2 separate regions of the Homo sapiens genome follow, and region 1 is linked to region 2. A link is an interaction called in ENCODE POLR2A ChIA-PET data of the cell type or tissue named here. Cell type or tissue: Panc1. All regions are shown on one strand. Each heading gives the region's core, and the rest is flanking DNA. Links, peaks and the distances in the headings are about the cores only.

Region 1 (2,918 bases), core at 103-2,602, 70 kb after region 2:
GAAATACTGTTAGTCTCTGAACTAAATTTTTTTTTCCAGAGATGGGGTCTCACTATGTTGCCCAGGCTGGACATGAACTCCTGGCCTCAAGCAACCCTCCCACCTTGGCCTCCCAAAGAACTGGAATTATAGGGACACACCACTGCATCTGGCTAAGAACTAACATTTTAAATCAGAACTTTAATAAATTAATGTGGGTCAAGATTTTCCATGAAATAGCATTAACTTTACTCATGAACATTCCCCTTTGCTTTCTTGAATGGATAAGAAAGATGTATATCCTCTGTGACTTAGAGAGGGAAAAAAGGCTTGAACATCTAGGACATTGAGAGGCCAGGCACCGTGGCTCACACCTGTAATTCCAGCACTTCAAGAGGGCGAGGCAGGCGGATTGCTTGAGCTCAGGAGTTTGAGACCAGCCTGGCCAACATGATGAAACCCGTCTCTACAAAAAATATAAAAAATTAGCCAGGCATAGTGGTGCATGCCTGTGGTCCCAGCTACATGGGAGGCTGAGGCAGGAGGATCACTTGAGTGCAGGAGGCAGAGGTTGCAGTGAGCTGAGATTGCGTCACTGCACTCCAGACTTCACTTTCTGACACCTCTCATCCTTTCATACAAAGAGAAGAAATTATTCATTTAGCCTTCGTGTTGTCTTGTATGAGCTCTTGTATTGTCAAGGACAAGAGAAATGTGCAGTTGCTTTTAAGGTTAGATATTCCTTCTCATTGCTGGGACTTGAGATTTTTTAAATGGATTCTCATTCCCAAAAGGTAATGTTAACTGGAGAGTTCAGTTCCAAGACATAAGGATGCTCGTGGAAGCATATTCTTTTGAAGGAACCTCCACCTGACAGCCCCTACAAAAAGGGAACCCCTTTCCCAGCTCTTCCCAGGTAGGTACTCTCCCCTGGGTGGCTGAGCGAGACCCTGACTCAAAAAAAGAAGGACACTGAGTTCTTTTGACACCATCTAAAGAATCAGCCATTCATTGGGTTTGCCGTGTTGTGGCATATTCTCTGGTTCATCTTGAAATTATATATACATTTTATTTTCAAGTATAGTGGCTGTAGTTTCTATAAAAGGCAAGCAGTACTGCAGTTTTTGTTGTTGTTTGTGTAAAGCTGCTCGTCCCTGGTTTTCCATGGTGCTCAAATGTTGGTACTCCTTAAAATGATCTAAAATCACCTACCCTGCTAATGATCTTAGCTATTTTTAACTCCAATTGGACAGTTTGTTTCCTCCCAATTTTTCTTCCTCAGAATCTTCAGTTTTCTAAATTCTTTTCCTGATTTTTCTTCCAAAATATCAAGAATATTTTATACCTTAAAATAGGTTGAGGCCAGGCACAGTGGCTCATGCTTGTAATCCCAGCACTTTTGAGAAGCTGAGGCTGGAGGATTGCTTGAACTCACGAGTTCAAGACCAGCCTGGGCAACATGATGAAATCCTGTCTGTACACAAAAAAGGGAAAAATTTGTAAATTCATTATCTGGGTGTGGGGGCACATGCCTGTAGTTCCAACTACTTGTGAGGCTAAGGTGGGAGAATCACTTTAGCCTGGGAGGTCAAGGCTGCAGTGAGCCGTGATCATCACTGCACTCTAGCCTGGGCAACAGAGTGAGACCCTGTGTCAAAAAAAATAGGTTGAAAGGTAGAGAAATTCCTCATGTCTTTTTAAATCTTCTGTAGCAGAAACACAAGTTTGTGCTTGAAACAGATAAGAAAAAGAAACAAGATGCCTGCCTTGCAGATCTCACTAACATTTGTCCTCACAACTTGGAACACTGGGTTAATAAATTTTCTTAGTGTCTTCTGGAAACTGTCTTAAAAACTGCGTGTTTTTACACGTTTATTGTGTTCTTTGTTATCTATAGCCACACCCTAAAGTTTCACTTTATAGTTTCACTTAATCTGCACGTCTGTAACTGCTGTCATGTGTATTACATCTGCAACATAGTGGAGCTGTTAATTTTAATATGTTGCTCAGCTACTTAGCTCTGACATGTCCAGTTTATTTAGTTATGAGTCAGTGGTTCTTAAATTTCCACCCATAATTGAGATTCATGCATTATTTAAGAAATGTGAGTCTGAGAGGATACTTAGGAACTCCTAGGTTAACCCATTTGAAAATATTTCTTGAATGTAAATTTCCTCAAACTTTGTAGGTCCTGAAATATTAATCTTGGGACCTCCCTCCACCAGTGCAGTTTCATTAAAAAGACAAAACTGATGTGGAGATATAGAAGTAATTTTTTAAAAAAAGAGCTAAAAATGGAAGGAAAACAGCAGTTTAATATGGGTGGCGTAGACGCTGTAAATTAGTTAAAACTACTGTACTGTGAGAGTCAATCCTGAAGCTTTCTTATTTTAAATTCTGTCTTTCGTAAAACAAAAAAAATTTATAGAAGTGTTCGGGTGGTTTAGATAAGGGTTGCTCAGTTTAAATCCTGAGAAGGACTGAGGCGGCCTTCCACGATTGGTGGAAACTCTGACATGTATCCTGTTCCATCTGGAGTTGTTGCCTTCCAACTTGGGCCAAGTTTGAAATCAGCAAAGTGTTGCAATATAAGTAGTTTCAGACGGTATAGGACAGCAGATTCCTTTACTTTCCTACCCTAGTTTCTCTGGTCAGCTCACCTAAGCCAGCGCAGGGTTTTCATTTGTTCTTCCAGTTCGACATTCTGTACCCTGTGGAACCAGAGTCCGTGTGGTGAGTCAGTGCTGCGGTCCTGGGGGCACGCAGGGTAGGAGGCCGCTGTTGAAGAGCAGATGGCCCAGGCCGTGCTTCTCAGCCATGTGGGGATGCTGCGGCCAAGAGGGGTCCTGCTTTTCCCTCATCTGTTGCTAGTTATCTGAAGAATCTCTGAGGAACCTGGCTGTGACTGCTGACCTTCTGTCCAGAGTGAACTCCAGCGA
Region 2 (2,918 bases), core at 146-2,645:
ACTCCAGCCTGGGCAGCAGAGCAAGAGCCTTCTCAAAAAAAATTATCAAGCACAACTATTTGTCAGAAACTGTACTATATGCTGTGAATTATGAATAAATAAGCAAATATCCCTGCCCATATGGAACTTACCTTCTAGTGAGGAAAGACAGGCAGTAAGCAATAAATTGTATAACATGTTAAAAGAGAAATGCTATGAAGAAAGTCTTACAGAGGAGGTGACATTTAAACAAAAATTTCAAGGAGGTGAGGGACAGAAACATGCAGATATCTAGGGGACAAAAGGGTTCCTTGAAATGGACACAACTGCAAATACAAAACCAACAAAAAGAATATGAAAAATGCTCAGCACCACTAATCATTAGGGAAATGCAAATTAAAACTACAGTGAGATTCCACCTCAAATTGATTAGGATGGCTGCTATCAAAAAAACAGAACTTCACAAATGTTTGCAAGGATGTGGAGAAATTGGAACCCTTGTGCACTATTAATGGGAATGTAAAGTGGTACAATCATTATGAAAAACAGTTACTGGCAATTCCTCAAATAATTAGAATTCCTATGTGCTCCAGCAATGCCACTTTTGGGTATATATTCAAAAGAACGGAAATAAGGGCCTCAAAGAGATATTTGCACATCCATATTTGTAACAGCATTATTTACAATAGCCAAAAAGTGGGAGCAACCCAGTGTTCATTGGTGGATGACTGTATAAACAAATGTGGTATATCCATACAGTGGAATATTATACAGCCTTAAAAAGGAAAGAAATTGTCTCTAGGCGTGGTGGCTCATGCCTGTAATCCCAGCACTTTGGGAGGCCGAGGCGGGCGGATCACCTGAGTTTGGGAGTTTGAGACCAGCCTGACCAACATGGAGAAACCCTGTCTTTACTAAAAATACAAAATTAGCTGGGTGTGGTGGCGCATGCCTGTAATCCCAGCTACTTGAGAGGCTGAGGCAGGAGAATCGCTTGAACCCGGGAAGTGGAGGTTATGGTGAGCTGAGATTGCGCCATTGCACTCCAGCCTGGGCAACGAGAGCGAAACTCCATCTCAAAAAAAGGAAGGAAATTCTGACACATGCTACAACATGGATGAATCTTGAGGACATTATGCCAAGTGAAATTAGCCATCCACAAAAAGACAAATACTGTATTATTCCACTTATATTAGGTACTTAGAGTAGTCAAAATTATAGAGATGAAAAGTGTTGATAAAATGGTGGTTGCCAGGGGCTGGGGGGGGGGATAATGGAGAATCATTGTTTAATAGATATAGGGTTTCAGTTTTTTAAGATAAAAAGAGTTATGCAGATGGGTGGTGATGATGGTCGCACAACATTACAAATTTTTTTTTTTTTAGATGGAGTCTCACTCTGTTGCCCAGGCTGGAGTGCAGTGGCGTGATCTAAGCCCACTGCAACCTCCGCCTCCTCAGTTTAAGCGATTCTCCTGTCTCGGCCTCCTGAGTAGCTAGGATTACAGGCGCCCACCACCACACCTGGCTAATTTTTGTATTTTTAATAGAGACGGGGTTTCACCATGTTGGCCAGGCTGGTCTCAAACTCCTGACCTCAGGTGATCCGCCCACCTCGGCCTCCCAAAGTGCTGGAATTACAGGCATGAGCCACTGCACCTAGCTAAATGTATTTAATAACACTGAACTGTACACTTAAAATGGTAAATTTTATTTTATGTGTATTTTACTATAGTCTGTCACAGCAAATAAAAAAAATTAAAAAAAAAAAAAAAAAAAGAAAGAAAGAAAAGAAAACCAGGACACCAGTGTGGCTGGACTGATCTCAGAAGTAAGGGAGAGAAAAGGTGGTTGGAGATGGGATCAGAGAGCTAACAGGTAGCTTTACAGACAGACCATCACAAGAACTTTAGCTTTTGCTCAAAGTGAGTTAGGTTTTGAGTAGGATAGTGACATGATTTGAGTCAGGCTTTAACAGGAACGCTCTGACCACTCTAATTGCGAAGAGATTAATTGGGGCAGGGAGAGAGGCAAAGAGACCAGTTAAGGGACTATTACCATCATCTTTGTGAAGATAAAATACAAAAACATAAGAGAAAGGGCTTTGAGACTCTAAAACACTGTACAAATGGTACAAATGTTTTATGATCATAACTATATACTTGTTCCTGCAGGTTCACCAGGGCATCAAGGGAATGGTGCTTGATGAGAATTACAATAATCTCGCCAATGCTGTCATTTCTGTCAGTGGGATTAACCATGATGTCACTTCAGGTAGGTGGTCACTGCTTAGGGGTAAGAAGGAAGCGTTAACTCCTGCATCTTCTTCAGCATAATCAAGGGGCCAGTTTGTAAGCTAGTGAAACCAGCAGGGGTGTCAAGGATGCTGGGAGTGGGGGGGATGGAGGAAAGAAGGGCAATGAAAATGGAGACAGTAAATTAAGAGGCTGAATCAAACAACCAAGATGTTTTAATGGAAAATCTTTTGCTTCTGATGCAAGCAATCCCTGAGAGGTCAGGACCAGGAAAGACTGATGTAAATGTAACTTCTCATCAGCATTCAGGAGTTGCTACCGCATACAATTTTGTTAGGGGTATTTTCTGGGCTTAAGCCTGTTAATAGCTCACATACTGGTGTGAAATCGGGTAGAAAGAGGACTGTGAAACAGATAGTTAGCCTTGTCGCTGACTTGGCATTTCCCTACACCTCCATTGGGAAAGTTAGCAAGATTCTTTCCATCATAGGCTTACTGTGGGGGCAAGATTGATGGTGGAGGCGGATCTTAGAGCTACCTGGAACCTCCTAGAAGGGTACAGAATTATCTCACAGCAGAATGGTGTTGTAAGCTGACTCAGCCCAGCTTGATCATGCACAACTTGTAGGATTTTTTTTTTGTTTTATTTTGCTTTTAATGCATAACAGTGGCTACAAATGGTTAT

Evidence for each region. Peaks named below come from ENCODE experiments on the same cell type or tissue, not always from the same donor. Only the 100,000 strongest peaks of a DNase experiment are listed, where the experiment ranks them.
Region 1: POLR2A ChIA-PET joins it to region 2 with 8 read pairs; 9 of 35 experiments call an interaction of 5 or more read pairs at or near these places.

Annotation. Positions count from the first base shown.
Region 1 is chr10:99,983,464-99,986,381 of GRCh38, reverse strand. All of the region lies in intron 1 of DNMBP (dynamin binding protein), which reads left to right. LOC124902490 (a long non-coding RNA gene) reads right to left here. Exons shown (of 2, transcript XR_007062266.1): 2 at 2,275-2,918. Among named protein-coding and RNA genes, the nearest start is that of DNMBP, 25 kb to the left of the region's middle. RefSeq lists enhancers at 1,609-1,768, 2,656-2,865. In Panc1, for the core only: no CTCF peak of the experiment used is centred there; no DNase peak of the experiment used is centred there; H3K4me3 peaks cover 1,165 bases; H3K27ac peaks cover 1,999 bases.
Region 2 is chr10:100,053,681-100,056,598 of GRCh38, reverse strand. It overlaps CPN1 (carboxypeptidase N subunit 1), which reads left to right. Exons shown (of 9, transcript NM_001308.3): 7 at 2,153-2,252. Among named protein-coding and RNA genes, the nearest start is that of CPN1, 27 kb to the left of the region's middle. In Panc1, for the core only: no CTCF peak of the experiment used is centred there; no DNase peak of the experiment used is centred there.